2 separate regions of the Homo sapiens genome follow, and region 1 is linked to region 2. The links are chromatin loops, found by intact Hi-C in ENCODE. Cell type or tissue: PC-3. All regions are shown on one strand. Each heading gives the region's core, and the rest is flanking DNA. Links, peaks and the distances in the headings are about the cores only.

The links. Hi-C counts contacts between places; a loop is a spot of excess contacts. Peaks named below come from ENCODE experiments on the same cell type or tissue, not always from the same donor. Only the 100,000 strongest peaks of a DNase experiment are listed, where the experiment ranks them.
Region 1: it touches region 2 in a loop (10-fold over the local background); 1 of 110 quality-filtered maps calls a loop at or near these places.

What each region holds. Positions count from the first base shown.
Region 1 is chr1:185,961,454-185,979,129 of GRCh38, reverse strand. It overlaps HMCN1 (hemicentin 1), which reads right to left. Exons shown (of 107, transcript NM_031935.3): 12 at 16,471-16,612; 13 at 15,235-15,362; 14 at 13,215-13,328; 15 at 8,637-8,795; 16 at 1,149-1,343. Among named protein-coding and RNA genes, the nearest start is that of HMCN1, 240 kb to the right of the region's middle. In PC-3, for the core only: no CTCF peak of the experiment used is centred there; DNase peaks (open chromatin) are centred at 5,269 and 7,259.
Region 2 is chr1:185,913,385-185,927,572 of GRCh38, reverse strand. It overlaps HMCN1 (hemicentin 1), which reads right to left. Exons shown (of 107, transcript NM_031935.3): 7 at 5,074-5,194; 8 at 3,920-4,183; 9 at 2,382-2,526. Among named protein-coding and RNA genes, the nearest start is that of HMCN1, 190 kb to the right of the region's middle. RefSeq lists a silencer at 9,622-9,916. In PC-3, for the core only: no CTCF peak of the experiment used is centred there; a DNase peak (open chromatin) is centred at 10,562.

The DNA.
Region 1 (17,676 bases), core at 5,142-10,141, 54 kb before region 2:
AACTACCTGAGTGAGGGACCCTATATCTGAATCTGTCCACCACAGAGCTCACCACAGAGCTGAACACTGAAGCACTTGTTATTAGACAATTTAATTTATATCTGGAAGTTTAAGTGGCCAATGTATATTTAATATTGTTAATAAACTTGGGCCAGACATGGTGGTTCACGACAGCAATCCCAGTACTTTGGGAAGACGATGTGGGTGGATCATTTGAGGTCAAGAATTCGAGACCAGCCTGGCCAACATGGTAAAACCCTATCTCTACCAAAAATACAAAAATTAGCTGGGTATGGTGGTTCACACCTGTAATCCCAGCTACTCAGGAGGCTGAAGCAGGACAATTGCTTGAACCTGTGAGGTGGAGTTTGCAGTGAGCCAAGTTCATGCCACTGCACTCCAGCCTGGGCAACAGAATGAGAACCCGTACCCACCCAAAATATAAAAATAAAAATAATTAAAATAATTAACTTAGCAGTAACTGATTAAAAGCTTTCTATAAAATACCCCAAACATCCCATTATTTTTAAAAATGCAATTAATTATCTAAATGCTTTTCCTCCTCTGGTAACACCATGCAATTATTCTTAGCATTATTTGAAAAAATAGAAGGTGCTTCCAAATATCTGAATACTGAATAGCTTATAAAATTTTTAGATAAGAAAGTATTTGACTTTTGTGGGGGTGGCAGGGATCTTTTGCTTCAGGTGGATACAGCTTTTAATAAAGGAGATTCCAAGGCATCCCTATGTTGTTATGTACTGTTTGACAAAATAAATAAAGTTAACTAATAGTAATATTTTATCTTTCTATACAACAATTGTTACAAGAATCAAGGTAATGTGACCACTTATCTATGTAAAGGCTCAGATGACTCTATTTGCAATAAGAAATGGTAAGATATGAAGAAGTCATATTGTTTCATAAGCCCTTATGATAAATTAATGACATACATTTGAATAAAATATAACTCATTTATGACAATTCCCGAATATAAAATGCCAGTACTATTTCAAAGTAAAATGCAATGAACATAAAATGTGTTGGCAAGATTAATATACTATTTTAAATAGCAATACCTATGTATAAAACATAAATATATAACATAAAAGTACATATTCGTACAAAATATATTTCCTTCAACCTACTTAAAATAAAGAGAGCTCCTGTTCTTAGTTGGCTGATGGAACTAACTGAAAAAGGTCTTGAGAAAATTGGCATGTTGTCTAATCTTCGCCATTTGATTGTTGGTTCTGGATAACCCTGAACATAACAAGGTAATGTCACATTTGAGCCAATTTCCATAGACACATCAGCAGGTTCTTGTATGAAAACTGGAGGTGCTGGAAGACATTACAAACAACAAATAAGTCATCGGTATATTATACAGGCATATTAAACATAAACTTAAATATTAAACTGTCAAATCATTGAATTTGAATTATTGTTCATATTATATTGTAAATTTACCCTGTTGATATTCCTCTCTTAGGTAAAAACAGTGGGTGTTTCTTTTTTGCTTTATAAATGAAGAGAGACACTTAGAAGCCCAACCATTTCCTTAAGGTGATAGATGATAAAAAGCATGGGACTTCAAATTATAATAACCTTAAATAAAGAGAATCTTTCACTCTAAAAATTTGTTTTCAATTTCAGTTTATGTCAAATTGCTCAAACTTTAAGACTATCTTATAAATAAGTTGGCTTTATAATAAGATATTTTTGACACTTTCCGTAACTTACTCCTTTGGTTGAATTTTTAAATTAATTTATACCAGAGTTCATTATTCTATAATCACTATATAACAAGCTAACACTATTTACTCCTAAATTATATCCTTGTTCAATATCATATTCTTGCTTCTCATACCTTTCACATTTTTGAATTAGAGAAATTTAAATATTAGAATAAATAATACGAATCAAAGTAACAGAATGTAGTATTTGATAAAAAGAGAATAGGAAGAGTTTAATATCTTAGTCAGAATTAAGAAATGATTCAGAAACTATAAAAATTATAGATAAGAGGCTACAGATATCCACGTAATTCAGGTAACCACAGAGATCAGGGAGGAAGACATAGAAATACATCAGAGGCACATCTTGGAAAACATAGGAATCCTGTTTAGGGAGGATACTGTCAGCAAGTTCAAATAGATGAGGCTCTCAATACATCCTGGAAACTTATGGGTGATGAGACACCAGGCAAGGAGAAATATACAGGGTACTTTTGGAGGCAATGGATGAAACCTGCTCATATAGGATTCTAAGAGGTGTACCCTAGGGAAGGCTCCTTGATAAAGTCAAGGTTAAATCTTGGTTAGAAATGATAATTACCACTTACAGAGTCAGAGGTTGTGTTAAGTGCTGTCCATTATTACCTCATTTAATCTTCACAATATCTCTATGGGGTAGGTATTGTTATTACTCTGATTTTATAGATGAAGAAACTGAAACACAGATAGTTAATTTGCTAAGTGTCACATGGAGTTGAATTATGGAAGCAGGCTTAAAAGCCAAGTCAGTTCAACTTTGGAGTCACCATTCTTTGTGATTATATTAACTTCCCCTTTTCTATGGGTTCTCACAACTGCTCATAGTCACACTAGTTAGCAGGCTCATAAATATTCCTACAGAGATCACTTTTCTTCCCATGGGAATTCTGGAGTTGATGTACAGTTGTCTCTCAAGCAGCATTAATGCTTTTTTAGCATAGGTTAAAGAACCTCCTCCAACTTTGCAGCCTCATCTCCTATTATTTCCCTTTATAAATGTTACTACCTGGGCAATCAACATCCCTTGTTCTTCTCCAAGCAAGGACTGACCTTTCTCATATCAGTACCTTGTTATTACCATCTCCCACAAATGTAATGTCTGTTATTGATCTCTGGCTGTTGAAATATTGGCAATCTTTAATCTGGTTTAAAAGGCCCCTCCTCTATGATGCCATCTCTTACCAGTTGAGATGAGCATGATTTCTTCCCTCTCTAAAGTTTCAGAAAACTCACTCTCTACCATTCTCATAGCAATCACCACATTCAACCTGTTGTTAGACTACATTTGTTTTTTATTTCCTAGAGAGTTTATATTTGTAACCATATTTTTATCTTTTACAGCAGCTAACATAGTACTTTGGGCATTATTCATGGCCACTGGATATTTGTCAATGAATTTTTGAAATCAGTATGACAACACTTCAGTAATAACACAGTGTGTGTGTGCGTGTGTGTGTGTGTGTGTGTCTGGTGCATAAGTGTGTACAGCAACCTTCACCCAGTACATTGAACTTTCACGTGGCAATTTCAGAGCCCTCTTATTTATTTATTGAACCTAAACAAAATTAAATTAGGTTAAATACCACAATTGAACAATATATTTTTATAAATAAATCGTGTATCAGTGTTTAGATTTTTCTTAATCCATCTATATGGAAATTTGACTTATAAAAATAATAGGCAAAATAAACATATTTTAAACATATTTAAACATAGTTAATAGAATAGCTCATAGCTTGCTTATTCTAAGTGATACGGTTTGGATCTGTGTCCCTGCCCAAATCTCATGTTGAATCGTAATCCCCAATTTTGGAGGAGGGGCCTGGTGGGAGGTGATTGGATCATAGGGGCAGATTGCCCCCTTGCTGTTCTCGGGATAGTGAGTGAATTCTCATGAGATCTGGTGATTTAAAAGTGTGTATCACCTCCCCCTTTGCTCTCTTCCTTCTGCTCTGGCCATGTAAGATGTGCCTGCTTCCCTTTTGCCTTCTGCCATGATTATAAGTTTCCTGAGTCCTCCCTAGCCATGCTTTCTGTAGAGCCTGCAGAACGGTGAGCCAATTAAACCTCTTTTCTTCACAAATTACCCAGTCTTTGGAATTTCTTTATAGCAATGTGAGAACGGACGAATACACGAAGTCTCTAAGACCTAGTTACTTTTCTCTGGATAAACGGAAATCATTTATTCTAAAGCAGATGGCTGTTCTGAAAAATGGAAGTTAAGTTTAAAAGTTTCTGGATATGTTAGCCTCAGAGTATGGGCAGGTAAATGCGGTGATGGACAGAAAACAAATTCCAGAACAGCACAAAGATATGCAGAAGCCTGGAATCAACCAACTGCTTGGAAGAATACCCAGTTTACTGACACATTACAACACAGGCATCAGTGAAAATGAAGGCAGATTTCAATTTTCAGAACTAAGAAAGCCAAGAACAAACTGGAATTAAAAAGGATAAACAAACCTCAATCTGTACCAACAAAACTCAATTAAGACAGGAGAAGTCATCCATTGTAAAGCAGCTTTGAGAACAGCATTATGCACAAAACAAGCACAAGGTCAAAGAATATATGTACTGGTATCACAAAACAAGGCAAATGAGAATACCAGGCACTAGGTAAGCAGCCAAGGCAGCATCAATGACAAGCAAACTTCAAAAATGAAGCAACTCCTAATACAGCCAAGAAGCTTTTTAAATACTTCCTACTCCTGAATGTAGCCAACATGAACTCCAAGTGAATTACAGTGAGTAGATGGTAAATACATTAATGAAACTATGGGGAAGAAGAACAGCAGTGAGTGTAGTACGGTGCACGGTGCTTCTACAGAGGAGGCTGTTTGCTTAGAGAGGTGAAGAGCACACTAAGTGGCTTCAAATGGCAACTCTAAGCTTGAGAAAATTATTTTACCTCCTCCAGTTAAAATATCCCCATGAACAAAAAAGGCATAATAACATTTCCTATCTCATGTTGTTAAAAGAGATGATCTTATTAATCATTTAGTATATAATAATCACTGAGATATAAACACTCATTAAACATATTATAGAGTTAACTTATTAAATCTCAACTGGAGTTTAATAAGTCTATGGTTAATTTCTGTGGTTAGTTTAATGTATCTATGGTTAATTTCAATTTTGGCTTCTTCACAGAGTCTGTTAGGATGATGTTTGATCCTCTGAGATCCTAAGTATTTGTTTGCAAGCATCTTGAGATCTGCACAGGGTTAATGCCACAGTATAACTTTGCTGTAACTTACATATAGATATGGCTGTGTACACACATTATTCTGCAAATATAAAAATCACAAACAGATTGACCATCTTGCTGCAAAAATTATTCCATAAAATTATTCTAGTTCCCTTAGGGAAAATTAAATATATATATACTCCATGTGGTGACTCTTGCATTATTTTAGTCAGAGATTTTCTTTCCTAAAATGACTGGACACATTGTTTTGGTTCCACCAAACCGCAAAGCATGAAACCACAGTCTAAGTCTCAAACCCTGTGTGGTATGGAATGCTACAAATAAAATCACTGCCAAGCCAACTTTTTGTTTGATGTAGCCAGTCCTCTTTCCTTCCAAATGACTTCACAGTCCACTATCCCTTTTTACAAAGGATAAAAATCATTGGTAACTTTCCCTGTTGACCTGAAATGTCCATAATTTAAAACCATGATAATAAGTAATAGGAAAAAGGGCACTCACTACAAGAAGCTAGAACTCAAAAATCGTATTAAATAGCCTTTTCATAATTTTTTGATCTAGTATTGTTGATATGAAGTAATATGCCCACAAAAACAATCTGAAAGCTCAAATAGCTAAATGATATGGATAAAAGCATGCTTTTCTTCCTAAGTCATAAGCTACTTAAATTTATGCCCAATAGTTTTGGAACTCAAATGAACAATTTTATGCACTACTAAGCTTAGTACTTAACTTGTCTCAAGCCCTTTCTTTAAAAAATTAAGCTGAAATGGTGACTTTCACATTAAAATCCCAATGCTTAATCTTAAATACTAAGCTGCTATTATATAGGCATTTCCATATGATTTTTCAAGGTTCAAAGAATCAAAATGACCACTTAATTTGTGAAGTTAATATTCATTTACATGATACATGTTTCATTAAACAGCTTTAGAGGAACAGCAGTAACAGCTGATATGCTGGGTGTACGTTAGGATGATGTCTCGTTTTATCTTTACAACCAACCAGTGAGGTAGGTACCACTTAGATCATTATTTTATAGATGAGGAAAGTTTAGGCAGAAAACCCATTCTCTGTCAGAGTCCACCATTTACTTAACCACTACATAAGTTCTGGGGAAAGTTTTGATTTGATGTGTGTTTACCTTTAAACCTAATAGTGATAACTATAATTATCACTGCAACTGTGATTTGCATGGTTCTTAGCATTTACATATTATATCTGCTAGAATATGTAACAATAGTGTGATGTGAACAGACAAGGTCTGTTCAACCTTTGTTATTCAACAAAACAAGCACAAGGTCAAAGAATATATGTACTGGTATCACAAAACAAGGCAAATGAGAATACCAGGCACTAGGTAGGCAGCCAAGGTAGCATCAGTGACAAGCAAACCTCAAAAATGAAGCAACTCCTAACATTGTGAGCTACAAAGAGAAAGATCTAACAGCGAATATGGAAATAGTTAATGCATAACAGAAACATGAATGGTACTGACTTTAACACTAAGTTATTTGGCAATTGTGAACAATGGTCAAGGTTACAATAAACAAATAATTTGGCTTATGTTGATGGTTCTGTCAGGACAATTACTAGAATAAAAGTTGAAAAGCCATTGTTTTAGAAAGGGTCACAGAGAATGAAGATCTTGAGTATAAGTGAAGATAAAATAAAATTCACTTCTGTTCAAGAAATAAAGCATAAATACGAAACATTTGTTAGGTTGTTTCCTAATCCAATGTAAGTCACCCCAACACAGATAGTGTGAACCCTTATATGGTGTATCACTGGATGGAAGAAGGAATCTGGAAATTCCAGAAGCTAAAAGGGATTACCAAGAAGGCAGCAAGTAAGCAAAGAAGCATGTGCAAAAGATTCTTAGGATTTCTACAAACTTTGAGGGGACTGAGGGTGCAATTACCTTTTTGTTGGGAAAAATTACTGAGACTGTTTCTCTCTTCCTCTAGAGCCAGACAAGTCTAAAAGAATGTTGAGTAAACATAAAATATCTGTGCCGGAAGGAGGTAGAAGGAGAACTAGAAAATGTTGAGAATTACAATGTTGTACTCAGTATATTTCTTGTAAACAAGAATTCTCTATGTAGTGACCCTCTTTATTTGGGCCTTACATGTCTAAAAGCATTACTGTGTTTTACATCTTGCTTGCTAGTAGATTCAGAGCTACCCTCCACCCAGAGGTTCCAATCTTATTTTCAAGGCATTTCTCTTAATAACCACAGAGTTTAGTCATGGTTCAAACACGTGTTACAGTGTCCTAGACAGATTCTATAGTGGTCTTTGTGGTCATTTCCAGCTTTGTTGATTCTCCCCCAAGGGCATAATCACCAAGAATGCAGAGTGTTCACCAGACAGTTCAGGGGCAAGGGGATCATAAAAGATCCCAGAAAGCAAAAATTTAGCTTACATGAAACAAATATCAAGTTAGGAGGACATAATTTTCATTTAAAGACTTAAAACAGTGGAACTAAAATGTTTTGTGTTACTATATTCTAAGAAAAATAAAAAGCATTTTCTTTACAGTTCTAACTTTTGCTTTAAAAAAAACAGTCTGGCATGAATATCATCATATACAAGTGAAAATAGAGGACAATTGAATGCAATGTCATATTTTATAAGTTCTAAGTGACACAAATATTAAATTATCTTAAAAATTAAATGCCAGGTTCTATTTCATACAAACTGAACTCTGTTTTATGTTTGACTACAATGTGAAGAGACATGAGGTAGACAAAAAAGGGAGGACCAAACTTCTTGAGTAACCTACATATGGTTGTCTTGCATACACTGTATCTTCATTTTATGATTGACATTTTTTTGTAGTACTTTATTTCATACACTGAAGAGTAATTGCTATTGAATTTTTTTAAGTAAAAGCACAATCTGATACCTTTGCTGTCATCAATATCTTCAAATTATGATCTTGGGCCAAAGTATAATTTCTGGCCTCCAGATGTTGATACTTAGAAATTCGGTGGCAGAATGGATGACTCTTCGTAGGGAAACAGCAACTTGAGTTCAAATATCCAGGTTCTGCACCTCCCTAACTCTGTAACTCTGATCAAGTTGCTTAGCCTTTATAAGCCTCAGTTTCCTTATCTATAAAAAGGAGATAATTTTAGGATCTTTCCGTATAAATTTTTTGACACAGCGAACGGTACCTAGAAAGTGGCCCAGTGTGGTGGCTCATGGCTGTAATCCCAGCACTTTGGGAGGCTGAGGTGGGTGGGAATCACGAGGTCAGGAGTTCAAGACCAGCCTGGCCAACATGGTGAAACCCCGCCTCTACTAAAAATACAAAAAAATAGCTGGGCATGGTGGCAGGCGCCTGCAATCCCAGCTACTCAGGAGGCTGAGGCAGGAGAATTGCTCGAACATGGGGTGCAGAGGTTGCAGTGAGCCGAGATAGCACTACTGCACTCCAGCCTGGGTGACAGAGTGAGACTCCGTATCAAAAAAAAAAAAGAAAGAAAGCACCTAGTAAATGCTAACTACTGTTATTCTATTAATCTGAAATGCACCCTCTAATTTTGCCATTCTGATGAATAATTCTACCAAACCATTTCAAGGTTATTAAACATGAAAAATAACATATCAATTTCTAAACAAATTGGCCTATAAGATCTGGAGGCTTACAGCCAACATCCAGAGTTATCTTGCCAGTTGCTCTTCCAGCCTCATTGATGGCTACACAGGTATAATCGCCAGCATCCAGATCTTGTGTTTCTTGAATCTTCAAAAGTCCCAAGAGAGGGTCAATAATGAGGAATGTTGAGGGCCTCAACTCAAGATCTCCTAAGTCAAAACAAAGGGGAGAACATTAAACACTAAAGTATTAAAATTGTTTATGCAGCTATTGGTTTAATTTCAAAACTTCCAAATAAAGTTGATTGCAAAGTTTTTAAACACAAGTGTTTGGCACAACATAGACACTTTCTACAGTCTAAAATTCAGACCTGTAATAAACTGTGTATGAATATTTTCTATTTATATCTGTATGTGTAACTAAATAAAAAAGGAGGAGCTCTTTGAAGATACCTTGGGGAACCGGGAAAGCCTGGCAGTCATAACCAAAGCTTAGGTAACAAGGGAGTGGGGAAATGAAGGTTGAAAGGAAGTTTCTACCATCTTTGTGGCAGGATGCATTTGGTTACTCAGTAGATGTTTGAGAGACCAGAGGAATTTTATTTCTGCTAATGACCAGTGCCTTGAATTTCCCAAGAATGACTTTTATTTGAAGGCAGAAGATGTCTCAACAAAGCTATGATTTAGGTTAGGCTTTTCCTTATGCTTCCCCTCCTCCTCCTCCAGGGCATCTCCTTTCCAAAGAATAGAATTAATCAGGATGACCACTATCATAAAAAAGTACATAGTACTGTACATAGTACTGGATGTTTAATGCCAGCTCAGTGTCCACATCTTTTTTGTTTGTTTTTGTAAAGGGTGACATCAAACATGTCAGGATTTTAAAAACTTCCAGGAATCTTGAGGGCCATTGTTCTTAGAGTTTCATAGCATTCCCAGATGTCAAGCCTGAAAAGGTATTCTCCAAAATATCATACACCAGCCATCTGACCTTGGAATGAGGACCATGGAAGTAACTGTCTTAGCTTCTAAGAAGCAAACACAACTCAGGAGCTAGTACTAAAATTCTCTAGGAGACTGCAAACAGCAACAGCCAACAGACTCGGGGCAACAAATGGACAATTCTCTTTCTGCTTATATAATTTTCAAAGGCAAGGAGGTCACAAGAGCTCTAAATTTGAGAAAAAAATTACATCAGCAACCGTCAGTGCCTAAAATGAAGTATTTTTCAGCATTCCAATATTTAAAACCTCAATCATGCTTTTAAACTCGCTACTACATACCACGTGAAAATGAGAGCAGTAACTAAAGCTGTGTCGATATGCCTCTGAGAAATTTTTATAAATAAAAGCAGATGATGTTGACATAAACTTTCCTCACACCACAGGAGGATGCAATCTGACCTCACTGGTCATCAAGTATTAAAATGTTTGGACTAAAATGCATTTAGATTTTTGGAATTCACTTTCCCTTTATATTTCTTCTGTAAATGTCAGAGGACATTAACAGGATAAAATAAAGACTTTTTTGCTAGTAGCTTTCTATCAAAATAAAAATGTTTAAAGAATAGCAGTCATGAAACAAAATATAAATTGGAAAAAACTAGTTCAATTAAGTTTCTGTTTTAATCACATTTTGATAGATTCTCCTTTCTTGATTTCTACTGAAAAGTTACTCATCAAATTATTGAGAAGCTATAAATACAGAACCTTTCAGATGGAAGTAAAATAGTGACTATTTACTTTTAATATTAGGTAAGACTAGAAGAATGTTATACATAGTAAAATATATAAACTTTACTGACAATATATCCTAGGGTTTACAGTCATTACCATTGAGGAGAGTTCTCTTTTTTCTACAGTTTAAATTCAATTTGGCCTCTGTGGATATAAAGACTAACAGAGAGATCATTATCTCTGGCATAAGATCTTTTCAAATAATTGATAAGTAGTTATCAAAAATGTTTGTTTAAAAACTTCTTAACTGTACTGTTAAAAATTAATGGGGACCCTGGTGAATTTTTATGTGGATTATGTTTATTTGTAATTTATATATATATATATAATTTTAGAAATAAAACTGAGAAATTAAAAACATGCATTCACTTATTTTTAATAAATGCATGACATTTTAGCATAATGAACATATTATATTTTTAAAATTGTATTTTCAAAACATGAGAAAGTTAGTGAGAAGAGTGGCAGTGTTTCACATTTTGCAAATCTCTATAATCTCTAATGTAGTGTAATACAAGACAGCTGAATGCTCATATTTGCTTCTCCACTGACTCTATTGGACATCACACATCACATAGCCTCCAGAAACTCCATTATTCACTTTTGAGATAATAAGAATGAAAAAGGCAACATCTTAGTATTATTATGAAAATAATTTTGATCTCATGAATCCCCTGAAAGAATTGTGGGAACCCCTAGAGTCTCCAAACCACATTTTAGGAACAACAGATCTAAATGAATAAATCTAATTTCTTTAATATTTTACCATACATATACTTTTTATAAGATTTCAGTAGTGTTTTGATTCTCCTTTGAACCCATTTTGTATTGCTCATTTCTAAAAATAAAAGATCTAAAATTTAAGAGAGCATTTGTGCTTATGGAATTCCTTTTCTCTGATGGTCTGAATGGAATACAGTTTGTTCATTTTTTTCTTTCAAACACCTACTTTATTCAATCAGAATCACCTCAAGGAAGGTATGAGGAAAAAGATATTCTTATGGTGAAGGCAGGAACTCTTCCTCCTCACCCCTATGGTTTCCATAAGGTAGCATTTTCCCAGCCTTCCTGGTGTCTTGTCCTCAGCAGAGGTGGGACTGGAAAGCCCACCTGCTCCTAACCCCCTCCATTTTGAGGCCAGTTTGCATTCACAGGAGTTTGTCCCCTAGATTTGCTCTTGGTGGTCCTAACTCTACTCTGTTTATGCATAAATTGTCTGCCTGTAACTTGGGAGGGTATGTTAGTTGACCTGATCCTGGAGGTCAGGGCAGCTCTGCCTATTATTGATGAACCCAGGGAACACATCTTACAATGTATCAAATGCCCATATTCTATCTCTGTTGGTTCATAACTTGGACAGCAAAATGATAGATTATTGAACCCACTGAGCGGTAATATCTATAGTTGAGATAAGAAACAGAGAGTAAATTCTAGAATCTCTCATGTAGTGGGTACCTAGTTCCCTATTTCCTCTTTTAGTTTCCAAGCTATTTCTGGGTTTAAGATGGGCATGAAGACTAATTGATTAAGGAGCACAGTCCCAGTTTGGGGGAATAAAAGACTGTTTGTGAGACTCTGCTATATACACATATATAGAAGTTGGCATTTCCATTACTTTTTTGAATTTTTATTTTCATGATAAACTATTGAATGACATTTAAAATAAAGAAATACTGTCTATAACATATTTTCTTGATATATTTAATTATGATGTAAATTTGAAATTGGTACTGATTTCTTTGGCAATTCAAAAATTTAAGTATTTTAAGAAAGTAAAATTAGTTTATGTTAACCAACATAAACCTGATTAAGGAGCAAACTCAGAAATGCTTTCTTATCAGAGAAAACATGAAGACTAAAAATCTTTCAGTATGGACAACCAGGAAAATGGCATTACTTCCTAGTTTCCACCTTGCTTTTGATTTATATTATTTAAAACTATTTATTTTCTACATAAAGCCTTTCTTTTTCACCTCATGTTCCCTAAGAGTTTGAACTTGAGGTGAATTCCTAATTTTGTGATTATGACATCAACCTGTTGCTATGGAAATGTTTGTGATTTAACAAACAGAATCATAACAATAGTGCTTTGTACTATTTAACACTTTTCATCTGAAAATTTAAAAGTATTTTGCAAACAGCATCTCAATAATCCTAGCAACCTCCCAGTTAGGGTGTTTGCAGGATTTTTTTTCTTTTTCCCGTAACTGGAAGAACTGAAACAGAAGCAGAAGCAGGGCTTTTTACACAGATATCTACTGTCAGCATCTGAGCGGGAACCAGAATCCAAGTGTATCTCACCAAGGACAAGTGGCATATAACTGTTATTTTATTATGGAATCACAGAGGTGCAATCTTTATGACACAAATATAGAAAGATAATTTCTATAGTTGAGACAAGCATTTACCATGTATGATGTAGCTGACCTATCAATAAATAATTTGTCTTTCAACTATCTGTAAGCTTCAATGTGTATCTTTATTTGAACACTTTATAGAAAGTATCCTTGTGAATCTAGAAAACTTTTTAATAGTGAGAGCCATCATCTCTAAGAAAAGTGAACTAAAATCAGCGGAGCTATTTTAAACGTTAACTGAGTATTCTTGGACAATTTTCTTCAGGAAACAATCCTAAACTAACAAAGAGAATGTTCAGCTGGATTAGCAAAGGCGAACTTTTCCTGCTTTGATTTTTACAGTCCTGTAATCCATACCAGATGTCAAATCCTGAAATTCAGAGTTGAGAATTTTGAACTATTGTCTCCAGTGAGATCATAAACACATTTTATGGGGCTGCTAAGTCACACACCAAAACAAAGTTTTAACAAATCATTTTTTTTAAAAAGAAAACAAAACTAAGTGAACCAGACACAAACATATTGAAGAAATGTACCTTTGAACCATTTAACTTGAGGTGGAGGAATACCAGAGGTTTTGCATTCCATAACGGTTATATCCCCAAGGGCAACCAAGAGCTCACTCTGAACTACCATCAACTTAGGGGCTTCTGAAAAAAACAAAAACGCAAATAGTCAACATTTAGCACAAGACCAGATGGATTTTGTTTATGTTTACTAAATGAACCAATTTAAAAATTTATGTGCTTGTGGCCATTTCAATATTTATAAACCGAAAGAAACTCTTGTAATGCACATGCACATAGGTGTATGTGATAAAAAGATCATTTATCAAGGTCAAAGAAATGATATCAGGAAAAAAATAATGACTAAAACAAAAAATAATTATCATAAACTCCAAAAAATTTAGGAAACTAATCGAAAGTTCTTTATGAAAAAGAGTTATACAAGGAAAGAAACATCTTAGAAATCAGAATACATCTTAGAGAAACAATACTAAAAGAACAGAGAGAGGAATAATTCTAAGAAAAATATAGTCAAAAGAGGGATAATGGTAAGACTGACAGCTAAATTAAGACTTGAGGATGATACAACCGTAGATGAATTTGTTAACATTTTCTACGTCATTTTAAGGATATTCATGTCTAACTACAGGAAGATATTTGCAGTCCAAGCCTAAAATTTGCATTTACAAAAAGTAGAGTCTCCTGGTTTTGACCCTTCTTTTCCCTGTGATGCTAAATATAGACATTCTCTAAATTTCTGTTCTTCACTCCGTTTGCTTCACTTGCTTGCCCAATGGTTCAGTTTACTTAAACATTTTCTCTTAACGAGATATTTTAGGACTTCCTAGCTTCAGCTGAGGTATTTTTAAACAAAGCTAAGTTAACTTCTCACAGATCATGTAATTTCTCTGCTAGAATACCTTCAGTGATTCCTACTGCCTTCAAAATTCCATAGACTCTCTTTCAAAAATTATAAATGGGTGCATAGCTTTTTTTTTAACCTTACCCTGTTACAGTTCCTCACTTATCACAAGGTACAGAGCTTCACTGATAGCCCAAAATACAACAGACTTTTACTCTCCTGTCTTCTTTGCCTTTCCTAAAGCTATTTCCTCTTTCTAAAATGCCCTTTGCCACAACCTTTCAAATCCCACTCATTCCTCCAGACTGAGCCTAAATCCTGTCTCCTTTGAGAAATCTTTGCTAATTCCTCCGTCTGAATTAGTCTTCCCCTCTGCCAACCTCCCACTGTAGTACTTGTCTGTCTGCCTTGTTATATTTCCGTATATATCCACCCCCATTATGTAAATTATGAGACCACTTCTTTCCAGGCTCTCAATTCAATACTTGTGACATTTTGGTTCTCTCCCTCACCTATACCTTCAAGTACAATTCTCTATCTTTATTATCTCTTTTGAATCCTTGCTTCTCTACTGACAGTTTCATTATCTTACTGTGAATGAGACTGAATAAGAATGAATGAAAGGGTGGACTGCTAGCCATTGATTATTCACGATTTATAACCTGGATCTGAGTATATTATTCCTTTATCCTTTATTTGACTAAGAAAGACAAAATTAAATAGAAATATTCTGTAGAATAATTTTCATGAAGTACGCTTCCAATAAATGTTTAAGTTTGGAGAGGGAAATTGAAGATAAAAAGTAAAAATTATATTATACACAGTTTTTAATATAAGTAGAAATTATAAAATGGAAGTTAAGCTAGAAAGGAAATAGAATTTATTAATTTAAAAGTAAAATATTGCAGAGAACAGATGAACAGTGGAAAGATAGAACTTTGTGGACAATATGAAATTATTCCATAACCTGGAAGCTTCCTTGATTTCTGTTGACTAATGAAGCTTTTCACTCTATGAACTTTTAACTTAAATTGGTTACAATATTTGCTTCAATCAGTGTGTGAAATGAATAATAAAGTATAATACCATGTATGCATTACTAATATTAATATTTCAAAAAAGTACTTTTGCATTGCTTGATGTGATATTCATCCTATTTTAATTGCCTTTTAAAGTGATTATACTTGCCAATGTATCTGAGAGTAGAATTCTGTTTATCTGTTCCAGCTGAATTACTTGCTAGGCAACCATAGATCCCTGCATCTTTGGGAGCTGCATTTTTGATAAATAAGGTACCATCTGAGGTCATCCTATACCTATGAATAAAAAACAAAAAGAATATAAAATTGAAAATGCCACAATAGTAATATCAAGATAATATAGTGCTTTCCTTTAAAATATTTTCAAACGTTGTAGAGTTATATTTTTGGTGTCGATTGCAGAAATGGTTACCATCATTATTTTATAAGCAGAAATGCAATAATAATAATAATATCATGTATCCAATATTGACTACATACCAGCCGCTGCTCTAGAAACTTTACATTTATTTTAATCTAAAAATTTTCCTCACCCTAATGAGTTAAATACTATTAATATCTCTGTTTTACAGGTGAGCAAAGAGGTTACATAACTCACCCAAAGCCAGAGTTAGTAAATGGAAGAACTGGAATTTGCACCCCGGCAATCTTGCTCCATGTGGTGGATTGCTATAGTAAACGGTTCATCACAATGAAAACCTTAGAGATGTAATGTCTCATGTCACACAGTGAGTCTGTAAGGCGTTTAGGAATAGAATCTGGCTCAACTGGCTGGATCACACGTATGACTTCTTCACTGCCAAACCCAGAGTAATGGAAGCCCCATGGCTGGATACTTTGTTGTTTATATTCCACGTGTTTATTATACTGTAGGAGCATGAGTGGATTCAATGCTTTTAAAAAGCACCCAGTGAAATAAAATACTTCCCACTGTAGTTTGGCAAAAATGGAAGTAATGACAAAGAATGTCTGAACACATTTTAATTAGAGCTACTGGTCTGTTCTTGACCTCTCTCTTCTGTTAAATCCAGGACAATGTCTTTAATAGATTTGTTGAAATTCTATGTTATTTTACCTCACAGAAAATTTATTACCCTCGTTTCAATTACTCAAGTTAAACTAACTGATTGGTGCTACATTTGCAGCTCAAAGTACTGGGAAGCACTTGGTCCCAGCTATTGAATTCAAGACTCAATAACCTCAAACTTTATAAAGTCATCATTTATATTATTTTTGACATTCATAGCCTGTTTAGAAAATGTAAAGCTAAGTATTGTGGTCAAACCTCCCTTAATATTAGGGATTTGGTCATATTAGTTTGGTCCAGAAGTCTCATCAATTTTTCTCACTCAATAAAAACAAAAACATGATACAAACCCAGTACCTGTGTGAACCCACGATAAACATATCGTTAACGGTCCAGGCAATCTTTGGTTTGGGATAACCTGTTGCAGAACACATGATGGAGACCTCAGACCCTCCTGTGAAAGACTGATTCTTGGGCATCACAGTGACTTTGGGTGGTTCTGCAAATAAAAATATACGTATGTAGAAAAATGCCAATTTATCTTGATGTTAGAAGCTTCCTATGTTAGCAGATTTGTAGGTTTCTCACCACCACATCTTTATTGCCTTCCTCTATGGATGAACCCCATCACAGATATGGCAGGAAAGAAACCAATGGTAATGAAAACAAGGGAAGTAAACTCTCTTTGAAAGTTAAATGAATTTGATCCCGATGTTATATTTTTGTGTTTCCACTGGTTACCATGAAGCCCCTTGCTGGCTTGCCTCCACCAGCTGACCTACAGTTTATGCCACTAATCTGACACTTCCCTATAAACCTGTTCCCAGGCAAAGTCTCTAAATAGAGTTTTTGGCTCTTTCTAGACAATGAATGTAGGATTGGAGCCACAACTTGTCCTGACTATGCTGTCTGCTTTGTTCAACCTGATCTTTCTTTTTATTTATTTGATCATAACTTTGTTATGATAAGAAACCATGTACTCATATTATTCCATATTCGATTATATTCTACAGCATTTAACATCCCTTGCATATCATTGCAGTGGCTTGTATATAAAAGACACTTAAAACTTTTGATGGAATGCAGTTTCCTAAACTGTAACTTGGCTCTGAATTGTAATGTCTGCCTGCCCCTCCCAAGATCCTGCTACACTGGTCATTTGACTCATGTCCGTGCATGCACAGGACCTCAACTTAAAAAAAAAATCAGTTATTCAAACTTTCTCTTTCATTACACTTCTATGGCAGGAAAAAGACTTTTGAAAATGGAACACTAAATCAGGAATTTATCATCAAAAAGAAAACAATTCTCTGAGATAATTCTGGGATGTTGATATATTTGTTTTAATAGATTACATGTTTTACATCTATATTATTACACAATAAGAATTAATCTTCAAAGAAGGTACCATCAAAGAGATATTAAGTAGCTCCTAATGTAAATATCTACCACTTAATAAGGTAAACAAAAGTAAATTAATTTCCAGTGTTTGAAACAGACAGCTTTCATGAGTATTAACAAAAATAAATAAATTCATTCAATGACATCTGCTTTTTGCATAAT
Region 2 (14,188 bases), core at 7,455-12,454:
GCTCTTAACTCGTATTTGGTACAACTAGGGTTTGTAAGAAAAAGTTAAAACAGGTTTCTGTGCCTTAGGAAAGTGAGAAACAAAGCAAGGTCATTGATCCATATGTTTTAGTAGCTGAGAAAATTCACTTTAGTTAAACATTGCTTCCTTTCAATTCTGTAGGCACTACATGCCAGTGGTTCTTCTTGTCACTTTCAGAATAAAAGCAGAATACTGCTTGACTCCATACCACACTGATCATGTAAGCTGTATCTTCGATGCTTAACAGGAGTATACTAAGCACAAATTTGTAAATGTCATCATCTAGGAGGTACTGGTAAGTTTCAGCAAGGTAGGGGTTTGGAATACATACATCTTTGGTGTTTTCTTCAGTGCCTACTTAAAAGCTGAGCATACATTAGAATTCATCAAAAACAGATTGATGGAAATTTTAGAACAGAAACTGACGATTCTTTGGGTTCTGAATCCCTTTTTAAAAATGAGAAAGTTGAGATACAGAAAGGACAAGTAATTTGTCCAAAGACATACAACCAGTTTACTAAATGCTTGAAGAATGTTCTTTACAGTTATACTTGTTCCTTTCTTGATGATGAAATGTTACATGAAAATAATTCCCTTTTTCATGGAGCCTTCTCAGTTGACATTAAGCACTATGTGGACATAATTAAAAAAGTTTTGAAGGGTAGACTTTGGAATACGGAAAAGAACACGTCAAATAAAAATGCACCCTGCTGCTAATGCAAACGGATTCTCTCTTACATCCCCTGGTGACCAAAGTGACTGACATAAACAAACATTAAGTCACATGTTTCATGTTATTAGGAAATCTAGGGCAGGGACATGAGAGTGAATCAGGATTAGGGTATCAGTCTATCATCACTCATGCCTAATTTTGTCTCTAACTTGTCACATCCAAAGAGCTTAATACATGTCAGCAAAGCATGTCATATCTCTGGGCCACAGAGCTGGAAAAATGAGAAAAAGAATTCTCATGGCTTACCTCCCAGGAACTGTGTGGAATTAATGAATTAATGTTTCTAAAGAATCTCATGTGTCTTTGAAAAATGTTACTGTTTAAACATAAAACAGAATTATTTGATTTCACCAGCTAGTTATGTAGCTTCATCATTTTATATCCCGGTCAATTACGTTGCTGGTTATTAAATACACAGCTAAATAAATCATTAAGATATACTATGTAAGGGGCAGGAAATAATACAGTTTAATCTTTAAGAGTAGAAAATGTCCTAGTTATGATGAATATTCCTGCCATAAATTTTTGATTAAAATGACTCCCCATAAAGCGATTGTATAAGCTGAGACTGTCAAACATTTAACATCTTATGGAAGTTATGTTGATATTGAATTAACAGTATAAAAGTCTGATAAAACAATAATTCCCAGAGATTTTCCCAAAATGTTGTTTGTTTCACAGTAAGTTAAAAGGCAACACTTTCCAGAAATATTTTTCTCCAGTTTTCAAGGTTTGCTTAGTTTTTATCATGAAATTACTAGTATTTGTCTAAAAAAGTTACCCAACTTCACAAGGAAAAGTCGGTGCCTCTAGCCTACTCCTGCTGATTGTTATATGCAGGTGCCACACCTGCTGTGACCCACCTGTCACTCACCTGCAGCACAGACCATGCCTCTCTGACCTTCTCTGCTCCCCTTCTCCTCCTGGCTCAATGGGCTTCAGCCATACTGGCCTCCTCCTGTCTGTCTTTCCCACATGCCCAGTCCACTCCAGCCTTCATGCATTTGCACTTGCTCTTCCTGGTGTTTGAATACCCTTCTCTGGATACCTTTTTGATCATCTTTCTTGGCATCTTTATGTCTTTGCTCCAATGCCCCTTACTCTGAATTTTAGGATTTCAAATTGGCCAATGCTACATCCACTCCACCTACCGGCATTATTCAACCCAACTAACCCGCTCTACACTTACCAGATTCACTTATCATAACACTTTAAATCAGATTCAGAAACACTTTTACCATGAAGCCAATAAAGCTAAAGCTTCAGGACCTCTCATTTGCAAGGTCTCCTTTCAAGATTTTGTACTTAACATCATTTTCATAATTCTGTATTTGTCTTAAGAACAGACCCACAAATTAAAAAACATTCAGATTCTATAACACATGAGTCAACATTTGAATATGTTCAAGCATTTATTATATTATTATATTTAGCTTCTGTTTACTGTCTCCATCTATGACAATATAAGCTCCACAACGGCACAGATTTGTGTCCATTTTGTTCACTGCTATATTCCAGACTATGTAGCAAGTGAGAATTTTCAGTGAAAAAGTACACTGCAATAATAGTCTATTTATATTTACATGTTAAATGCTGAATCTTATTACTGACAGAAACATGTACCTACTTCAAATACTGGTCTACTCCAAGTGTAACTCCATTTCTGACAAAGCTCAAGGTAAAGGGCAAAAGACTGTCAACAGAGCAGGGAATTTGGCCCGGCTGCAGATAGTATCCTGGGGTTTTCTCAGGCATCGTAACTTTGGGAGCATCTAGGAAAAAAAACAAAAACAAAAACAAAAAACTTAAGCAAGAAGGTCACAATGATGTTAAGTACTGCCTCTTAATCCATTCAAAATCTTTATACTTAAATTATTCCAGTAAATCCTCTGCATTCCAATTAACCCAGATCACTAAAAATTACTTTTTCTATCTTTATTTGTTCAAAATTGGTTGATTTCTGGATATCTTTATGAGCCCCTTACTACAGTATTCATTGAATCTAAGACATCATAGTTTTTAAGACATAGTATTTTTTTGTACCACCAAGATAGAAAAAATACTACCAAATAAGCAACAATATATCAATTTTAGAATATGTTTTTATTTCAAAAACTTAAGAACCCACATATCTCAGAATCAAATTGTTTTTCCAAAATAAATGTAAAAAATGACTTTTAGGAATCCATCAGATTTTGTAGCAAATTAGGGGCTAAGCCAAATTTGAATATCGTATATGAGGAAATATTGAGGTTGGTTCTATTCTTACCACTCTACAACTATTCAACAATAGCTATAGAATTGTTCCTGAATTTCCCAAATCACTATCTTATGTATAAATGATAAATTTTCGTCCCTCCACCTAATAGCACTAATAGTACTATACAATTTTATAAACAATTCTGTATCTTTATCAGTCCATTAGCTGGGCGAGGTGGCAGGCGCCTGTAGTCCCAGCTACTCGGGAGGCTGAGGCAGGAGAATGACGTGAACCCGGGAGGCGGGGCTTGCAGTGAGCCGAGATCGCGCCACTGCACTCCAGCCTGGGCAACAGAGCGAGACTCCGTCTCAAAAAAAAAAAAAAAAAAAAAAAAAAAAAAAAAGATTGGGTCAGAGTTCAGTCATGAGCCTTGAAAAATAGCTCAAGTACAGCTAAGCTGAAATGCTACCTGATGCTTCCAAATAATATCTCACCTGTAATCTCCTCTCTACATAGTAGCAAATGTACAATTAACTAGCTAACTAATCAACTAGACAAATAAAGGCAGTGATCACCTGTTGTTTACTATGAACTACCATCTATGGAGCAGAAAGTTTCTGACAATTGTATATAAACATTTAGCCAATTTAGATAGTTTAAGCAAATATATCTGCCTGGCTTTTTTAGGGGAAAAGATAGTACCAGAATTTTCCAGTTCCAGCTCTTACACTGACTAATCAAAATTCTCAGATCTGCAATCAGTGAGACTTAACATGAAACTTTGGATGTGCTATTTAACAGCTAAGAAAAACTGTGTTACCGTACATGTAAATATCCATCAATTTGGTGATGCAGTAATAATATGAAGACATTATTTTTTATTTGATAGTCCGTTATTTACCTATGGGACAACATCACCCTCTTAAACTGTCAATATTTCAATGTTGAATAAAATGATGTCTCACCTGGGACAATACTAGAAAAGGAAACACTTGATACTCTCTGGAAGAGGTAATCATCTTTATCATAGCCTGTTACTTTGAGAAAGAAAGCTTCATTTGGTGGTACAAAGTCAGAAATATTCCATATGCCATAAGGTTTTCGATGTGGGTAATATTTAACAGGAATAGTCTTAAGAGAACTTCCTGAGATACTCAAAAGTTCAAGAAGATCTATTCTAGCTGGAGTGGAAATTCCAGAAGTATTGAGCAGTACATAGGTAGGTATTCCTACAAGAGAAAGATTTTGTTATCATTTACAAGAAACAAGCAATTGAAGTTATATATCAAATAAGTATTTGCATGATAATAATATATGAGTACCATAAGGATGCCTACAATTTCTGGATCAGTTGCAGAATTGTTTCTACATAAAAGACAGTTTATGCATGACCAGAGAAACTTAGGAAATCCTAAGAAATAACTTTTATAGTATTTTAACTATGTTTACATGTAAAAAAAATTAGAATCGTGAAAATTGTTATATGTTTGATCACATGAATACTTTTAAAGATAAATTATTTTGTATCTTTCCAGAAAATGCAGCAATAAAAATAAATGAACAAATTTTAACTGTTACATTATAGTTAAGCTTCTTTTCAGCTAGAAAACTATAAATCTCAATGTATGAATAAAATGAGAGGAGGACAAGGTTTAAAAATCAATAATTTTATCTTTGAAATACAATGATATGTGACGTGTTTAATTTTTCAGCTATATACACACATTTTACCTTGACAATAGGTAATTTATAGATTTCGGTAAGGAAAAAAATCTCAAGATCTGGGTTAGTAATTCTCAGAATTTAGTAAGTGTAAGAATAAACTGAGGTGCTCACTAAAGTACATATTCCTGGGCCCTACCTTCCATGGTTCTAATTCAGGAGATCTGGAGTGGGGTCCAGGAATCTTAATTTTTAACAAGCATCCTGAGTGATTTTTATATCAGTGGTCTTGGGATTACACTTTGAGAAAGTGATTAGGCCAAGAGAACAGTCACATTTAAAGCTATGCTTCTCAATTTTATTGAATACTACAAAATTATAAAATTATAGACAGTCTGAGAAATATTTTTCATTTGGATATCTATTATGTCAATTTAAATAATATGCACATACAAACCTTGCACTGGTCTGCTGACTGTTTTTTTGAAGTCCAGGGTGGGCTTTCGAGAAAAGCCAGCTCGGAAATCAATAGTACTGAGGCCAGTAATGCGAACAGAGTGCCTTCCACTGCTTGAGGTCTGAAAATGTTTAATGACAAACCTGGTCAGCAGTTGATCCAGTATGCTGGTCATATGCAACCCTCGCCAGTATGGGAAACTGCACAATATTTAATTAGGATCGATGTCCAAAAACTGAGGCTCTGATCTGATGTTCTCAACATAACTAGGATTCTATATTTTAAATGCAAGTTTCGTAATACATACCCCATGGGGACAGCTCTAAAAAACAATTCAGTAATATGTTTCATGCCTAATGATAAAAGATGTAAGGGTTTAGTCACTAGTGAATGGGCTGGAAATAAATCTGTAAAAGCTCCATGAGGGTATGGATCTTTGTTTTGGTCACTATTGTTAACATAGTAGATGTTTAGCAAATATTGAAACCTTCTTCCACAAATACATCCAGGTTCAATTCTAGAAAATATTTATTTCTTCTTTGCCTCTAGGACATTGCAGCCAGTGCAAGCAATAGAGCCGACCATTTTCAGATTTTGGCAACCTGGCATCCTCAGCTCAGCAGTGTTCTAGCAAAGGCACTCAGCATTTATTAAAAATGCAAAGTCCTTAGCTCCAGCCTAGATTTACTGAATCTGAATATTAGGTCAGGGCAGTCTAGGAATTTGCATTTCAAAAACCACCTAAGACTTATGAACAAGAGTTCACCATTATTTTATTACATAGATTACCAAGATTCTGTCTCAAAATAAAATGACCACATAATTCCAGCATTTAAGTAGAAGTAGGAGATGGGAGTGAAAGAAAAAATTCACACAACTCTAATGTACCAATTATCAATTTCAAACTCAACACTGAGAAGGCACATATTGAGGTATTATAGCAATGACAGAATGCACTGGAAGTATATATATATAAATTTTAATCTGGTAGACAGCCGTATTTGTGTATATACATTTTAATCTGGTGGACAGCCAGATGAATTCACACACCATGGTTACCAGTGGGCCACTTCCAGAGCTGTGCAAACTACGCAATATTCCCTGAATCACTGCAACTCCTTGTTATTTAGCAATGTGGAGAAGAAGGAAGAGAAGATCTGTCCCTGTTGCTACCATGTTTCTTCCTCATTGAGCAGAATCTCAAGAACTCAAAGGGTAGTAAAATGAAGGGGAGAAAGAAGAAAAAAACCCATCATCATGAAAGCTGTTGCTATATTCTTAGCATAAATGATGCAGCTAGTTACTATGGCTCATTTGCATAAAGGTTACAAAAGATTATATGTGTAAGTGTAGGGATCTTAGTACAACCCTTATCCCATTATTTGTCAATGAATATGTGTTATGAATTCCACATAATAAATTAAAAAAGGAAACTATGGATCATGACTCAATTTTAAATCAGGGATTTCCTGTAGGGTTGTATAAAACTTTGGTAATTCTAATGTCAATTTCTTTAGATAATGTAGAGCTTTAGTGAAGACACTATCACCTACTAATTTCATGTAAGTCAGTCAGAATGCTTGATCTTACGGTGAGTTAATTTTTATTTTTTCACTAACATCATATATTACTGTTAGTTGCCTTGCTCCTCAGAAAGTCCCTTATGATGAAACAGCTGTTGAGGTTACTAAGGGCAAATATGACACGTAATTTGCCAAATGACTGCTATTAAGTGCTAATCATCTGCCAAGTGTTCTGTGCATAAATCAACTAACAAAGGTGGTTTTCAACAATGTGGTACTTAATAGCTGAGTGAAAAAAAACAGAAATTATACAAGTGTTTGAAAATATGTTAACATCTATTACTAAATAACACGTTAAAGTAGATTTGATGAAGAGGGAGCCCCTTATAAATTATATAAAATTAATGTAATAAAAATTAACTTTGATCCTTCAAAGACCACACCAAGTAATAAAGTATGCAAAATAAGAATATAGGTTTACTATTCTCTGAGGAAATATGAAGAGTATTTTGCTCTGCTAAAATATGAAGAGTAATAAATAACAAAATATCTTAATTTCATGTGTCTATACTATACTGTAGACAGTAGGAATGTCTTTGATGAATTTAAGTGTTTGTAAATAAAAGATATCTTCAAGTGAGTCCATTTTTATATGCAATTAATCCAACTCTGGGCTAACCAGGGTAACGGAAACAAAGGACATCCCAAATAAACTAACACTGGTTTAAACATACAATAAAAAGAAAAAAAATGAGCTAATTTAAAGTTTTTAAAACAGCTTAGTATTAAAATAGCCTCTGATGTTAATTCATGCATTTATCATTATTTAATTGTTCTCTGAAAAGAATTCTAATACTTGAACAGTATTTTAGGAACACTAAACACCACATAAATTTCTTCATGAGAAAGTGCCAATAGTTTGATATCTATTAAAGTAAGCTATTGTTTTCACCTCTTTCTTGTCTAAGCTCCCTTTAAAAAATATTAGTGTAATAGAAACAAACAGGTTTTGTGTATGAGGGTATAACCCACCAATAAATGGAAAAGGGAGGAGAAAAAAGCACTAATGTGCACAAAATGCACACTATATATAAAGCTTAATTTTTTATACAAATTCTCACTTTTAATCCTCACAAAAGTCCCTGTGAGAGAGTATTATTACCATCTTCACTTCATGAATAAGAGAGGTTAAGTGACTTGCTCAAAGTAACAGATACAGCAGGTGGCAAAGCTGGAGTCTGAACTCGGTGAAGCTCCAGAAACCAAACTCTACAGCTACCCCACGCGTTTCTCATGATGATCTCAATGAATTTAATTATGCTGGTTTGAGGGTAAATGTTGAAATATGCTGAACTGCTTTACACAATAGGAGGAGAGTTATATGGAACTTCTGGGACTATCCAGAGGAAAGAAGCAGAGAAATGTACTGGGGAGGCAAGGGGGTGGTGGCCAAGGAAAGAGCAGGAAAAGCACAAGGTGCTTTCTGACATAGCCCCCAAATCTACGAGTAAATCTACCAAATTCACAGAATGCTTGCTATTGCTAGATTTCTTGTGATATTTTGAAGGGGCTGAGTTTTGCCCTGCATCAAAGTACAAAAAGGTATAATCAACACAAATAATCAGAAGGCAATGAGAACATAAGCAAGAAAGCTTTTAGGAAACTGCAGGAGTGCTGGGAGAAGACTTTGGAGTCTCATGAGTTATGAACCTGATGGGGTTAGAGGAGAACCAAATGACACCAAGGTCTTGGAGGGGCAAAGAAAATTAAGCTAATTCTGTAACTGAGTCAAGCAAAGAGGAGGTCCAGCCATATTTCTTTCCCTTCCCTTCTCTTCCAAATTATGTTAGCCATTTTAATAAATTTTTTATAAATGTAATAAAATTATATATATATATATATGTCCTAAAATTAGTGAGGCCAAAATTACTATCTTAATGTCTTTCTATTTGGTCTTTTTTTATCATCTAGATTCAACCTGTGGGTTATATTAAAATTAGAATATGGCTACAAAAAGCACCTTTCCACCACAGAATGTCTTGAAGTATTACTCCTGCAGAGTTACCCTAACCTCATGGCTTCTGTAGATAAGAAGAGGGAAATCTAGCAGCAGCATTCAGTCTCAGAGAATAACAGGAAACTTTCTAGATATTAGATGTTGAACAGGATTTATCTGAGCTAGGAAGAGTTGTGTTTCAAAGTCAATTTATTCATAAAATTTCTAAACGTACATAATGAGCCACGTTACTCCTCTGAGTGAGTAGTATCACGTTCATTAAGTTGTGAAGGGGTCTGAGTCAGGAATACACAGGCTGCTGCAGTGTGAGCAGATGTGAGGTAAGGTCACGGTTTGGCAAAGATGAGGTTATACTAGTGATACGTTAAAATTAGGTATCAGCTTGATTGGATTGAAGGATACCTAGATAGCTGGTAAAGTATTCCTTCTGGGTGCATCTGTGAGGGTGTTGCCAAAGGAGACTGATATTTGAGTCAGTGAACTGGAGGAGGAAGACCCCCCTCAAGGTGGGTGGGCACTATCTAGCTGGCTGCCAGCACGGTTAGAACAAAGCAGGTGGAAGAAGGTGGGATAAGCTGGCTTGCTGAGTCTTCTGGATTTCATCTTTCTCCCATGATGGATGCTTTCTTCCATTCCTCCTGCCCTTGGACAACAGACTCCAGGTTCTTCGGCCTTTGGACTCTTGGACTTACACCAGTGCTTTGCCAGGGGCTCTCGGGCCTTTGGCCACAGACTCAAGGCTTCACTGTCGGCTTCTCTGCTTTTGAGGGTTTTGGACTTGGACTGAGTCACTACCGGCTTCTTTCTTCCCCAGCTTGCAGATGGCCTATTGTGGGACTTTGACTTGAGATTGTGTGAGCCAATTCTTCCTAATAAACTCCCTTTCATATATGTATATATCCTATTATTTCTGTCCTCTGGAGAACCCTAATACAGAGATAATATATTGGTATCCTAAAGTTGTAAATAGGTAGCCTTGACCTACAATGCAGTAAGGGAAAAGAAGGAGCAGAGTGAACCAGAGTCTAGGTTTCTCAATTGGAGTGAGACTGCCAAGAATGAAGGAGCAGGACAGGCTGAAGGACAATTGAACAAGCACCATGGAGAGCTCCAGCGGAAAATTACTTGCTCCTCTGAGATCTCAGCTTAGATCTTCCTGGTCAGCTCTACTGCAGATGGATTTACTTCTTAGTTTAAAGGCGAAGAAGGCCTGTTAAATGCCTGCCTACATTGAAAGTCCCTTCAAGGCAGTAACTATTTCATATTCATCACCCACAGAATGTCACTCAGCTGGCACGTGATAAGTGTAGGTTTTGTAGGTTTAATAAATGACATGAAAGCCATCCACATGCCTAGTGTTGATGTTTTTTCTTAGATATTCCTCAGACCAGCTAATGCTATACTCATCAAGAATTCACTAAATGTTTCTAGATGCATTATGCTAAGTATGTTCACACGTTATCTCTTAAAACCCTGTTATGTCCAAAGATAATTTTATGGCACTACAAAGAAACAGAGGTTCAAAAAAATGATATTTACCTAGGTGTAGACAGCAACTTAAATGGCAATTATTCCAAGTTCAACGCCTTTCTCAGGTACCTAACTCTGTGCATGGTATTTTAGAATAACATAATTTCTAGGTAGATTTGCACCCTATGGCATAGAAAACAATAATATTCTCCAACTATTTCTTTGCCATTCTATGTTTCTGAGTACCTTTTCAGTTAGGAAAAGTCAGGTCAGTGGGGTGCTAGTAAATTCCCCTCTAACAAAAAAAACCCTAATTTTTGGCATTTTTCAATTTCTGTGGTGTAAATATTCCCATCATAGCTGATTCCTAGCTCCCAACATGATGTTGCTGAACACAGAGCTAGGAAGAGAAATGTATCATTGACTCTCCATGAGTCATTATGAGCTAGCTCTAGTATACCACTAGGCCATGATAACAGCTTGCCTACTGGGTAATAAGGGAGTGAAATGTGTCACTTCTGGGATGAGACAGAAGTAACACAAATTTCTTTTTATTTATTCAATGCCACATCCTCCAGGTTTTTTCCTCATTAAGTGACTGAAGATGCTGCATGTTCTAAATTATGGCAGAGCCTCCATCAGCTTGGGTTCCTGAGTGACTGTGAAGCAGAATACTCTACCAGACCCCATGGAACACAGAACATTAGCGAGGAATTAACTTTCTTGTATTAAGCCAGGGAGAATTCCTCCTAGCACTAAATATGAAACCTTACCTTTTATAAATTGAATTAAAATTTGACTGATAGAGATGGTTTTTCTCTCTCCAACAGAGTTTCAATGTTTTATAAAATAGTAAATGTGCCCAAAGTAAGACAAACACAAAAACTAAAGAAAAATTCAGTGTATATGCATTAAAAGAAAGTAAAGATACAATGTATGATTTACATGTATTCAAGAGAACAACTAATTAACCTGTGTCAGAATTCATGCGTCAACATTTTTAGTAACAACTAATTCATGTGTCAGAAACTGCTGAAGCACTTTACCAATATCTCATTTAACCATGACAATATTGGGTAGCCACTATTTTCCCCCACTTTCCTCAGACTTAGAGAGGTTAAGTAATTTCTCCATGAACAAAAAGACTTTAAGTAATGAATCTTGAATTCAAATAGATGTCGACCTCTTTTCAAAGTATTTGCTCTTAAGTTTTGAATTCTTTACAAATTAAAGAATAGATGGTTTCAATAAAATATTTATTAAGAACCTACTGTGAGCTAGGCATTGTGTCAAAGACACAATCATAGAAGCTAGATTTAAATACCATTATTTTGTTGGGCATTATGCATTTGGAGAAATGTGTGATTAGGAAATGTATCCAAAACATAAATTCTACTTAAATACACACACACACACACACATATGCACACACGCATATGCACACACATATACATAAAAATGTGCATGTGTACCTAAGTGTACACATGTCTTTTTTATAAAGGAAGCATTCTATTTGGTTGACAGTCCGATATTGGAAGGCCAAAAAACTGGAAAATTTTCCAGGAAAAATCTATTATCAAACATGCCACTGACCCAAAACATTAATGCTACACCTAATCTATTTACTTAACACACCTTGTATAGACTACAGGCTTATTCATAAGAGTCACCAGGAAAGACTAATAGGAGGCCAGCATAATAATCTTCATGTGTGGTCCTTTTAGACTCAAGGTTAATTTAATTATGATTCCTAAACAAGCTTATGCCACTTGAGTATGATTTTTAAAATATCCTTACCCAGTAGAAAAGGCATTAGTAGGCTCTGGCTACCAACATAACTATCCAAAACCAAAATATTTCTACTAGTCTCAGAATCCCAGTATAATCATGCGGTTGGGTACACACCCTTCTGTACTTGGGAGATTATCTAAAGACAGTTTATCCAAATGTACTTAATAGAAACATACCCCAGGGGATATGTTAAATTAAATGATCACACTGATAATCCTAGACTAATATAAACATTTGTACCACCTAAACCCATTGGGTGCTGACAATTATTTAATGTCTTTGCAGGGAGTTTCCTTTAAAAAGCAGAGGACAAAATTTGGCTCAAGAGTTTCTGTGGTTACATTCAAATACTCTATATTAGTTGCTGAATGGAAAAATCATATTGCTTCTCAGAAATAAGATCCATGATCTGTAGCTTTCCTACAAATGGAAATTTAGGAGCATAAAACAATCTTCTCTTCTGTTTTTAATAAAACTTTATGTTATTTCCAGTTACTTCTTTTTAACATGCTTTACCTGCATCAGAGGAAACCTAAAATATTTGAGTACTTATGTGAATTATACAAATGAGTTGACTCTTTATCTCTGCTTAGTGAAAGTGCCCTAAGATGGAACAGTAAAGTACTTACCAGAAAAATCACAGAAGAAAAGAAACTGCCACTCTCTTATCATTTTAAATCGTAAACGTATTAGTGTTCCATGCTAGCACCTCCACTACAGGCTAAGTAAACCAGTTCTTCTGCCTGCTTCCCTGGATATCCTCAGAATAAATGTATTAATTTTTATTCATAAATATTTATATAGTTCTTTCTCAGGCACTGTGGCATATACTAGTGGCAAAATCTGGTCTATAGAAAAAGAGACAGAGAAAATATGTACAGAAATAAAAATGATATAAGGGAGAAATTAATCCAAAAGGGAAGTGCAGAAAAATTTAATAGAAAGCCAGAGAGAAAAGAACATTTTAGGGAAAAAAAAATCTGACAAAGTTTGATGAAAGTTTTGTCATTTGAGCTGAACTTTGTGGGATAGTTATAAGTCAGAATGCAAGAAAAGGCATTATAAGGGGAAGGAACAGCTTGAAAGAAAGCATGGGGTAAGAGAATGTGGTGGGGGGAGAGAGACAGTACAAAATTATATTTGACAAAAATGTAAAGACAAGTGATAGAAGATAACTAGAAAGATTGGCTTGAGGCTCAATTGGGTGGTCCTTGAGCCTCAAGGTAAAGTTAAGTAATAGATAGATCGTTCTCCATATTTGGGATAAAAACTGTTATGTGAAACATTCAAAAAGCCAATATTAATTTCAGTGATAGAGCAGACCTTTTCCAGATAGTCCAGTGCATGGGAGATAGCACCAGGGAAACACTATCTAATATCAGACATTTCTCATCTTGAGAAAGTGCACATGTAAAACATTTATCATTCATTAGACATCCAAAAGGGAAATCCAAAGTCAACAGCAATATTTTATGTCATCAGATTCAGTTCAATTTCCTTTGTAACAACCTGATACATTCTTTTGGTATTTCATATAGAAGCAAAATAAGTTTGTTATTTTTAAGTTTCATTATAATGCTTATTCTTTGTTTAGTTGTTGTTAGCACTAATCCTACACTAGAAATGCTGTAAATCTGAGCTGGAGGCTCTTTTGGTGAAGGCTAGATAAACATTTAAGATAAAATAATAATAGATACTGTGTCTTTTTATTGTTCCCTTAATTATAGGAGACTGAGCTTAGAGACTTGTCTAAACAGAGTTCTCATCACCTCATCACCTGATCAAAGGCTCTGCTCACTCATAGAACTAATCCTCATTACTTCTCTGTTCTAATTATCAATTAAAATGTGCGTAATGTCCATTAAGTAAGTAGCACAGAACATGGCCAAGAGCAGTCAGTAAATGTTTATTGAATGCATGACTGAATGAATATTTGTGTGAGGCACAAGGTAAAATAACAGTCATGCAATATCCCTCCTCTGGGCAAGAGTTTTACTAGAGGAAATACCACTGGTACCAGTCCAAATCACCTGGAAATAGGTACAAGTACTGCACAATAAATTGCTACTAACATGGAAGAATGGCCTCACGTGCACGTATTTCACAGTCAATAATGGACTACTTAAGGTCAATATTCAGAAAGCAAGAAAAAATTACTCCAGTGGACTTGCTAGCTCAAGACACCGCTGGCTAAGTCATGCTTAAATTAAAGTATTTGAGGGATGAAGAGACTCGACACTTCTTCTAATTCCTTCCTACTGTGGTCACAAAAAGTCAGACTCAATGCTAGTGATATTTTTGGCAAGTTAGTCAA